2 separate regions of the Homo sapiens genome follow, and region 1 is linked to region 2. A link is an interaction called in ENCODE POLR2A ChIA-PET data of the cell type or tissue named here. Cell type or tissue: Panc1. All regions are shown on one strand. Links, peaks and the distances in the headings refer to the core of each region. The heading gives the core; the rest is flanking DNA.

Region 1 (5,387 bases), core at 255-5,254, 83 kb after region 2:
AGGTCAGGAGTTCGAGACCAGCCTGGCCAACATGGCAAAACTCTGTCTGTACTAAAAAATACAAAAATTAGCCGGGCATGGTGGTGTGCACCTGTAATCCCAGATACTCAGAAGGCTAAGGCAGGAGAATGGCTTGAATCCAGGAGGCAGAGGTTGCAATGAGCTGAAATTGTGCCACTGCACTCCAGCCTGGGTGACAGAGCGAGACTCTATCTCAAAAAAAAAAAGAAAAAAGAAGACTTTTTGGCATTGCATAGAATGAATCCAAATTTTAGTTCATGGTATTGAACAACATATGGCTAATACTCATCCTTGCATTCATTCAAAATAGCTAAAATGTTATAAGGCTAATGTCCTCCATCTCCCCAGAATGTGCAAAGCATTTTTATTCTTGATGTTTGTCTTTTATCACAATGCAAATGCCATCTTGAGCCCCAGTGCTCTCAGTTAGAGGCTGGGGATGTTTTCTTTAATCTATTCTGAAGGCTGATTTTTCAGATATTATGACAATGTTCTTTTGCTCTATGCTCTCCTCTTACTTTGGAAGCCAAGGCAATATTGTATTGGCAGAAAGAGTATGGATTTTGAAGTTAGATAGTGACATGGTTTGGATCTGTGTCTCCACCCAAATCTCATGTTCAATTGTAATCCCCAGTGTTGGAGGTGGGGCCTGGTGGGAGGTAATTGGATCATGTGGGTGGATGCTTCATGAATGGTTTAGCACCATCTCTTTGGTGCTGTTCTCATGATAGAGTTCTCAGGAAATCTGATTGTTTAAAAGTGTGTGGCACCTGTCCTCTTGCTCTGTCTTCCCTCTGCTCGGGCCATGCAAGATATACCCGCTTCCCCTTTGCCTTCTGCTATGACTGTATGTTTCGTGAGGCCTCGCCAGAAGCTGAGCAGGAGCTGGCCTGCAGAGCCATGAGCCAATTAAACCTCTTTTCTTTATAAATTACCCAGTCTTAGGTATTTTTTTATAGCAGTGTGAGAATTGACTAATACAGAGAGATTCTCAGCCTTGATGCTTACTTTCTTTGTGGAACCCACTTTTTTACTTACAAAGTGGAGATACTGATGCCTAGGTATTCTGTGCTCTTAGCAATGGTAAGACTAAGACATGTCTCTGGACGTTTTGGGGAAGCATATCAATCAGAGTTAAACTAGAGAAACAGAAACACTATGAGAGCTATAGAATAAAGCGTTTATTATGGGGATTCGACCTCATGCAATTGTAGGAGCAAGTACAGAAGTCTATTCAAGATTGTGACCACTATGTCTGATGTTGGGTCTGAGGTTGACATACTCAGCTAAGTTGGCAATTGGGAAAGAAGTCTTGGTATGAAGTAGAGGAGAAAAGGGCAAATTGGAACCCAGGAAGATGTATTGGAACCTGTATCTGTCTCTCTGGGCCTCCATCCTTCATAATGTGGGTGACTTGCAGGGAAAGCTAGTATATTGTGCCATGGAGCTGCACACATATCTGGCCCAGGACGTGGAAAAACTGAGAGAGGAAATCCGGTGGGAGCCAGAGGAGCTGTGAGCCCAATTACAACCCACACCCATACCCACAAGGTGAGCTAGCAGATCAGTGACAACTTGTGCAAGTCACTATAGTGCATGGCACCCTAAACCAGCCCTCAAAGACTGAAAATTAATGCTGCCTCACTGCTGTCTTCCAAATTTCAGGCAAGTTTCTCTTGTGGCTCATGCAAACCTGGAGCCCTGTGGGGAAAGGAATCATGGGGAAATGAGTTTCGGTTTAGTTACATTTACACAGTGCAATGCCACTACAGTAAATATTTTCATAGTTTCTTAGAGAAGTGGAAATGGATTTATTACAAAAAGCTCTGTGGTTAAATTTCTGTATTTTGTGTGTGTGTGAGAGAGAGAGAGAAAGAGAGAACATGAATATCTGTGATTCTACTAGTTTGTCAATAGCAGCACCTTGGTCATCTTCCTGATGCCCGTGTGTATTGTTAGAAAAACAAAAACAGTTTAACATGCAGGCACCAAATGATATTCTTTCTGGACAAACCAGAGAAGTAAATAATCTGTCAGAAAACTTCCTGAACCAAACCTATTCCTGTCTGGATATACCATGCATTATTCTACACATACAGAGTTCCATACAGTGGAAACTGGATTCTAGAGCAAAATGTCAACAGCACATGACACTTGTCCAATAAATGTTAGCTGATTCAATAGAAAAAAGGGCAAACGCTTAATGCTGCCTTCTAGTTATTAGCACATAACCACATCCAAACCTGGAATTTGTTAATTAATGCAACTTATATTTATTTTAGTTTCTTAATATAAAAATGCTCAATGTGAAAAAGCAATGTGTGAGTTACTCTATCATATGATAATAAGTTATGGAGAATATTATTAGCAATCAAATGGCTTTAATCATGTGGAGAGATGTGCACAGAAACTAATAAAAATGTATTTCTAAATCTACTAGTATGCAATCTCCCCTCGCTTGTCAATATTTTAGAATGTCACCTTGAAAACTTTTAAACACATTAAAATTTATTTAATTTTAAAAGGGGCAATACATTTTAAAATTAGGTTAAATTATAGTCATGCACAGCATAACAATCTTTTGATCAGTGTTGGATCACGTAGACAGTGGTACCATAAGATTATAATGGAGTTGACAAATTCCTTTTGCCTAGTGATGTAGCCATCATAACGTCATAGCACAACACATTACTCATGTGTTTGTAGTGATACTTGTGTAAACACACCAACTATACTGTCAGTTAAATAAACATAGAGCACACACAATTATGTACAATACGTAGTACCTTATAGTGCTAATAAATGACTATGTTACAGGTTTATATATTTACTATAGTTTCTATTGTTACTTTAGAGTGCACTGCTTCTACTTATATATTAAAAAGTTTAACTGTAAAACAGCTCAGGCAGGTCCTTTTGGAGGTGTTCCAGAAGAAGTCATTGCTATAATAGGAGAGGACATCTTCATGTGTGTTATTGTCCCTGAAGACCTTCTAATGTGACAAGATGTAGAGGTGGAAGACAGTGATATTGATGATCCTGAACTTGTGTAGGCCTAATGTGTATGTCTGTGTCTTTGTTTTTACCAAAAAAGTTTACAAAGTAAAAATTAAAACATTTTTAAACATAGTAAAAAAGCTTATAGAACAAGCATATAAAAAAAGAAAATACTTTTGTACAGCTATCCAAAGTGTTTGTGTTTTAAGCTAAATGTTGTTACAAAAGGGTCAGAAAGTTTAAAACAATTAAGTGGTTTGTTTTGTTTTGCTTTTTAGAGATGGTTCTTGCCATGTTGTGCTGGCTGGACTCGAACTCCTGGATTCAAGCAATCCTCCTGCGGACTCAGATGATCCTTCTGCCTCAGCTTCCTGAGTAGCTGGGGTAAAGCTTATAAAGTAAAAACTTTGAGTAAGCTAAAATCAATTTATGATTGAAAATAATATTTTTAATAAATATAGTGTAGCCTAAGTGTACAGTGTTTATAGAGTCTACAGTAGTGTACAGTAATGTCCTAGGCCTTTACGTTCACCCACTATTCACTCATTGACTCACCCAGAGCAACTTCCACTCTTGAGACAGAGTCTCTGTTGCCCAGGCTGGAGCGCAATGGCATGATCTCAGCTCACTGCAACCTCCGCCTCCCAGGTTCAAGCAATTCTCCTGCCTCAGCCCTACTAGTAGCTGGGACTGCAGGCACGCACCACCATGCCTGGCTAATTTTTGATTTTTTAGTAGAGACGGGGTTTCCCCATATTGGCCAGGATAGTCTTGTGGTTGTGATCCGCCCACCTCGACCTCCCAAAGTGTTGGGATTACAGGCGTGAGCCACCGTGCTTGGCCACAACTTCCACTCTTGCAAGCTTCATTCATGATAAGTGCCCTATCCAGGTGTGCCATTTTTTATCTTTTACACCAGCAGTCCCCAACATATTTGGCATCAGGGACCGATTTCGTGGAAGACAATTTTTCTACGGATGGGGGTGGGAGATGTTTTCATCCGGCATTAGATTCTCATAAGGCGCGCAACCTAGATCCCTGCATGCGCAGTTCACAACAGGGTTCGTGCTCCTATGAAAATTTAAGCTACCGCTGATCTGATAGGAGATGGAGCTCAGGCGGTAATGCTCACTCGCCCACCATTCACCTCCTGTTGTGCAGCCCAGTTCCTAAGAGGCCATGGACCGGTAGTGGCTATAGAGGTAACATGCTATATATAGAGGTTTGTAGCCTAGGAGCAGTAGGCTATAGTGTATAGCCTAGGTGTGTAGTAGGCTATGCTATCTAGGTTTGTGTAAGTCACTCTATGATGTTTGCACAACCAAATAACCTAGTGACACATTTCTCAGAAGGTATCTTTGTCATTAAGCGATGCATGACTGTATATAAAAGTATACAGTAAAAATTCCCATGCAATTCCCCATCTGCTCATGTTCTTCCTCTCTTCCCAACATAGATAACCACGGTTATTAGTTTTTCCTATATCCTTCCAGACGCTATTATCCATATATGAGCCAGTACAAACACAACCATCTCACCCCCAACCTTATCAACCTTATTATGCAAATAGTAGAAGAGGTTTTATTGATTTCTTCATTTAACCCATTTTGGGGTTCTTTCCATATCAGTACGTAAAGAATTTCCCCAGCCTTTTCTTTAGCTGCCTAGAATTCCATTGTATGTATATTCAGTGATTTATACATTCAAATTTTATCTTTTAATTTCAACTCTCTGGAGATGGCTTTTGGCATCCCCCTCCATACCTTCTGGAAATAACTGCCATCCAGCAACTGGTAATTCTTTCTCTGTTCAAAGAGCAACAACATAAATAATGCTGACCCTTGGATTTGAGCAGTTCTAGTGTTCTGCCCATTGAGTAGAGCCAAGACACACACACACACACACACACACACACACACACACACACACACTCTCATCAGCAAGCTGCCTGTGCTCCCCTCAGCCAGGCTCTGGCTGTCAGTGAGCATGACAATGCTCCAAGCTTCCGTCTAGAGCTGAGCTTTGAGCCTGTGCAATGGGCCACTGCGTTTAGCTGTAAATGAGTGTGCCAGGCCCACTGCCACAGGCACTCCATTTGCCCCAGAGCCCAAGGCTGGCCCGCCCCAAGCAGCTCCTCTCCCAAGGCAGAGCTCCCTTCCTGGTCATAATGGACTCCTGAGTCCATGTGCTTGATTGAGTTCTTCTTAATTACATCCATTGATGTTGAAAAACACTCAGACCAAGAAAGAGACCAAAGAGACTGTGGGCACTTGTAGCTGCCAAACAGGCAGGTTTTCATACCATGGCCACTGGAGAGCTGCATAAAGGCCAGATGGTAAGTCACAGCATATGCTCCTGCAGAGGACAGC
Region 2 (5,387 bases), core at 258-5,257:
ACTTACATTACTAAAAGTCATAGAATTGTACACTTAAAAATTGCACATTATCAAAAGTCATTGAATTTTGTGACATGTAAATTATACCTCAATAAAGCTGTTTAAAAAGAATTTATTTAAAAAACTGATTTACAAAACAGGACAAAACTTGAATAGATCAGTTATCATAGAAGGTATGTAAAAATAATTGAAGATCAGTCATTTTAAAAAGAATCAGAATTAAAGAGTGTCACAGCTGAGTTCTGTTTCATCTGTAAGGAAAAGGTCATTCCTTTACAATTCAAAATATTATAGATCATATTAAAAGTTAGAAATTGCCCCAACTCATTGCATGACTCCAACAAAATGTTAATACCAAAACCTGATTAAAATTGTACAAAAATGGAAAATGATAGCCTGATCTCACTTAGGAATTGAAATGCAAAATATCAAATAAGTATTAACAAAGAAAATCCAGTAGCATATCAAAACAATGCTCTATGACCAGGTAGGGTTTACTGCAGAAATGTAAGGAAATTCAAGATTATGGAGTCTCTCAACATAGTAGATGACATCAACAAATTAAAGAAAAAAATAACATGATCATATAATTAAATGCCAACAAAGCTTTTGTTTTTCTCAGAAACAGTTGCACTCCTTGGGTGTTTGTTTTGGCCCATGATAATAGTCTGGATACGTGTCCCCACTGGATCTCAGGTTGAAATTTGATCCCTGGCTGGGTGCACTGTCTCATGCCTGTAATGAGACAGTGGGAGGCTTTGGGAGGCTGAGGCAGGAGGATCACATGAGCCCATGAGTTAGAGAGCAGGCTGCTCAACATAATGAGATCCCCGTCTCTACAAAAGAAAAATTTAAAAAGTAGCTGGTGTGGTGGTACATACCTGTAGTTCCAGCTACTGGAGAGTGTGAGGCAGGAGGATTGCTTGACCCCAGAGTTCAAGGCTGCCGTAAGCCATGATTGCACCACTGCACTCTATCGTGGGTTAAAGAGTAAGACCTTGAAAAAAAAAAGAAAAAAGAAAGAAAGGAAATGAAAGGAAAAGGAAAGGAAAAGGAAAAGGAAAAGGAAAGGAAAGGAAAGAAAAGAGTTTTATTCCCAGTGTTGGAGGTGGGGCCTAGTGGGAAGTGTTTGGCACATCCCTCATGAATGGCTTGGTGCAGTCCTGCAGTTGAGTGAGTATAGGTTCTGTTAGTTCCATGAAAGAGCTAGTTGTTGAAAAGATCCTGATACCTCCTCCCTGCCTTCTCTTGCCTTCTTTCTTACCATGAGATCTCTGCACATGCCAGCTCCCCTTTGCCTTCCATCATGAGTGGAAGTAGCCTGAGGCCCTCACCAGAAGGTGTGCTGGCACCATGCTTCTTGCACAGCCCTCAGAACCCTGAGCCAAATTAACATCTTTTTTTTTCTTTCAGTAAATTACCCAGCCTCAGGTATTCCTTTATAGCAACACAAATGGACTAAGACAACCCATGAACTCATCCCCTGGGTATCAGCCACTCTGTCAGGTAATGCTAACCCGGGAAAGTATGAGGATCTCCTCACAATCTGTCAGAACCTATAGCTTCAGGAAGTGGGGGATTTATTTTTCCTCACTTTTCAGGGCAAGTTTCTTCAAGTGACACTTCCGGTGAACACATGCACAGACAAATATGGGGGCAGTAACTGAGAAGGCTCCAGCTTGAAGATTAAGCTGTCATAAAGAGGAGGACAAAATCAGAAAGAAGTGTAGGAAGACTAAGCCAGTGTCCAGATGCTGACACAAATCAGTTTATGGCTTTTGCTCACCTCTTCAGCTTTTCTAGGCCTCAGTTTGCTTGCCTGTGAAATGTGGAGCTCTTTAGATCCCTTGGTTAGGTTCTTGTCTGCTCCAGAATTATATGATTGCTCTGCTTGACTAACTTTGAAAGATATACAGGGAAGAATTAACTGCACATTGAGTAAGGTCTGTGAATATTGAGCTTTAATATGAAGGTTGGAATTCTTCCCTGGTATTTATTTTTAAATTTAATTTAATTTAATTTAAACATTTTTATGGGTATGTAATACTTGTACAAATTTCCTGATATTTTGATCATGTCTTATTATCAATTCTTTTCTTCTGTAAGAAGTGACAGCCAGGCACAATGGCTCACGCCTGTAATCTCAACACTTTGGGAGGCCAAGGCGGGCAGATAACTTGAGGTCAGGAGTTCAAGACCAGTCTGACCAACATGGTAAAACCCCGTCTCTACTAGGCATAGTGGTACATGCCTGTAATCCCAGCTACTTGGGAGGCCGAGGCAGGAGAATTTCTTGAACCTGGGAGGCGGAGGTTGCAGTGAGCCAAGATTGCACCATTGCACTCCAGCCTGGGCAACAATAGTGAAACTCCATGTCAAAAAAAAAAAAAAAAAAATAGTGCCTGACTGCTTGGCTGTTTATGGGAGAAATTAATGGCAAAGAGCATTCAATAGGCAAAGTTGTGTTTTGCACACAATTTTAAAGCAGTGTACCTAAGGCAGTATTTATCAAATAGAACAGATGTAACTTGTATTTTAAAAGTGGGTTGGGACAGTAAAATATGAATGGAAAAATACTTGGTGTTATAGTCCATTTGGGCTGCTCTAACAAAATACCTTGACTAGGTGGCTTATAAACAATAGGATTGTTATTGTTTTTGTAAGCCACCCGTCAAGATTAAGGTGTCAGCAGATTTGGTGACTGGGGAGGGACCACTTTGTCATAGACCAATGTCTTCTTACTCTAACCTCAAATGGTAGAAGGGACCAGGGGTCTCTTTGGAGCCTCTTTTATAAGGAAATTAATCCCATTAATGAGGGCTCCTCCCTCATAACTTAATCACCCCCCAAAAGGTCCCACCTCCTAATACATCATCTTGGGGGTTAGGATTTCAACATGTAAATTTTGGGGTACACAAACATTTAGACCATAGCATTAGTTTTAAATAAAACACATCTCACACTGAGTCTCCAAAGGAGGTATCCCATCCCCCAAACAGGGTTAACCTCAGCTAGCTCTCCTCCCTCCTTCCCTTTCTTTCCAGCAGAGTCTCAGAGGACTAGCATTTCTTAGAACACCTTTGGAAAATGCTAAAATCACAAAGTGTAAACTTGCCAACTGAGAAATAAAAACAAAAGTCACCAAGACTTCATGTTTGCCTTTTGTGGGCTGTTTAAGGCATTAAAAGCTAAATGAAACCATTTTTTTTTCTCACGATCATGTGACAAACCCTGTTTTCCAAAGGTGACTGCGTTCTCTCTGCCTCAGGAGGTAGATGTGAAATTAGAGAGGTGTGGGCTGCTCAGAAAGGCCCAGGCGGCAGCCACGGAGATGGATTTGTTCACCATTCCTGGGTAAGAGCAGCAAGCGTCAGGGAGATCAAGTCATCACTGCCCTAAATCCCCAATCATGTCGGCCTCCACTTCATAAACCAGTGGGGCAGGCAGCCACGCGAAAGCCTAAAGGTTAAGCACATACCATTGACCTGAGAGAAACGAGTTTTCTCACATCATTAAATACAGCCTTGACTGATCACACCAAAAAGTGCCCTGGGAGCATTATTTAAGGCTTAGCTGTTCCACCTGCATTTGTGTGACACAAAATCAATATCTTTCCCCTGCCTTTGTTTGCCTGGATTATGTTTAACTACTAAATGGCTTTTAGGACACCAATTAGATTTATCATCTTGCATTTTACACAGGCAGGTGTGTGAACAAGAAAAATAGGAATATGTCTTCATTTCCTTTCCCTCTAGGTTGTTAGCACAAGAAACATGAAACAGCTTATCTGGAGTATGCTTCTATGTCACAGATACACGATTTATAATCCTTATAGCAGAAATGTTTTCCCTTGACCTAGAAGACTTCCTTGACAATGGTGCTTTTAGAGAACACTGTAAGAATAAATTATTTAATAAATGCATGGAAACAATTGACTCTTCATTTGGGGGAAAATATTAAATCTCAAGTTACACATATATAAACAAATTTCCAGGTGCTTTAACTTCTTTAATGCAAGAAGAAGAGGTACTAGACAATAGAAAACAATAATTAATAAAATAATAAAGGAAAAGATTAATGTATTTGACTATGTAAAACTTCTGAAGGGCAAAAATAATTCAAGTAAAGTTAATGTTATCTAACCTTTATTCAATACTTATTATGTGATAGGAACTAAGCTAAATCTTCACATATATTGACTTCTATATATATATATTATATATATATGGATTATAAGGAATTGGCTCACATGATTATGGAGGCTGAGAAGCCTCAAGGTCTATAGTCAGTGAGCTGGAGACACAGGGGAGACAATGTGTAGTTCCAGTCTGAGTCCAAAGACTTGAGAACCAGGAGAGCCAACAGTGTAAGTTCAGGTCCAAAAGCTAGCAGCTCAAGATCTAAGAAGAGCTGATGTTTCAGTTCAAGTCTAAAGGCTAGAGAAGACCTAAGTCCCAGTTCAAGTGGTCAGACAGGAGGACTTTTCTCTTACTCAACCTTTTGTTCTATTAAGGTCTTCAGTTATTTGGATGAAGCCCATCTACACTAGAGAGGCAATCTGTGTTACTCAGTCTACCAAATCAAATGTTCATCTAATCCAGAATCGCCCTCTCAGACACATCTAGAAGAATATTTGGCCAAATATCTGGAAACCCTATGGCCCAGTCAAGTTGACACATTAAATTAATTGTCACACTGATATTGTCCTCCTTTAGATTGCTTAACCAGAAACACACAGCCAGAGTGGTAGAGTCAAACCTTGTAACCGCCTCTGTCTGAAACCATACAAGTTCTGTCTTAGAAACTGAGGGAAATACTTAAAAATATTAGACAAAGGAAAAAAAAATAACAAGAGTTTTTATGAATCAATAATATTGATGAGTACCCCTTATCAATATTGGCAAAGAAAATTTTAAAAACATACAAACAAAACAGGCAATTACAAAGGAAATGGATGTTAATAAAAATAAATATGCTTAATCTCTTTAATGATCAAAGAAATACAATTTAAAAGAATGAGGCATCATTACAGATACCATATTAGACTTGAAAATTACTAGAATGATTATTCCCAGTGTGGGCTAGGAGAAAAGAAAGTGGCACATTTATACACAATTATTACAAAGTTTTAGGGAGGTCAATTTGAAGAAATATATCAAAATTTAAACATACACTATTTTTGACACAGAAATCTCTTTTAGGTAGTTCTCCTACAGACATACATATTGGTGCAGATATATTTACAAAAATATTCATTACAGTATTGTTAGTGAGAACAAGGTATTACAAACCAATTAAATGTCCATCAGATAAGAGTTAGGTTAAGTTATATGTTCATATAGAAAAATTCTATGCAGCTGTTAACAGAATTTTTAAAAGGGAAGAAA

The links. Peaks named below come from ENCODE experiments on the same cell type or tissue, not always from the same donor. Only the 100,000 strongest peaks of a DNase experiment are listed, where the experiment ranks them.
Region 1: POLR2A ChIA-PET joins it to region 2 with 12 read pairs; 3 of 35 experiments call an interaction of 5 or more read pairs at or near these places.

What each region holds. Positions count from the first base shown.
Region 1 is chr15:60,032,814-60,038,200 of GRCh38, forward strand. It overlaps LOC105370838 (a long non-coding RNA gene), which reads left to right. Exons shown (of 3, transcript XR_932307.2): 2 at 3,297-3,429. Among named protein-coding and RNA genes, the nearest start is that of FOXB1, 31 kb to the left of the region's middle. In Panc1, for the core only: no CTCF peak of the experiment used is centred there; a DNase peak (open chromatin) is centred at 2,728.
Region 2 is chr15:59,950,153-59,955,539 of GRCh38, forward strand. No RefSeq gene overlaps it. Among named protein-coding and RNA genes, the nearest start is that of FOXB1, 51 kb to the right of the region's middle. In Panc1, for the core only: no CTCF peak of the experiment used is centred there; no DNase peak of the experiment used is centred there.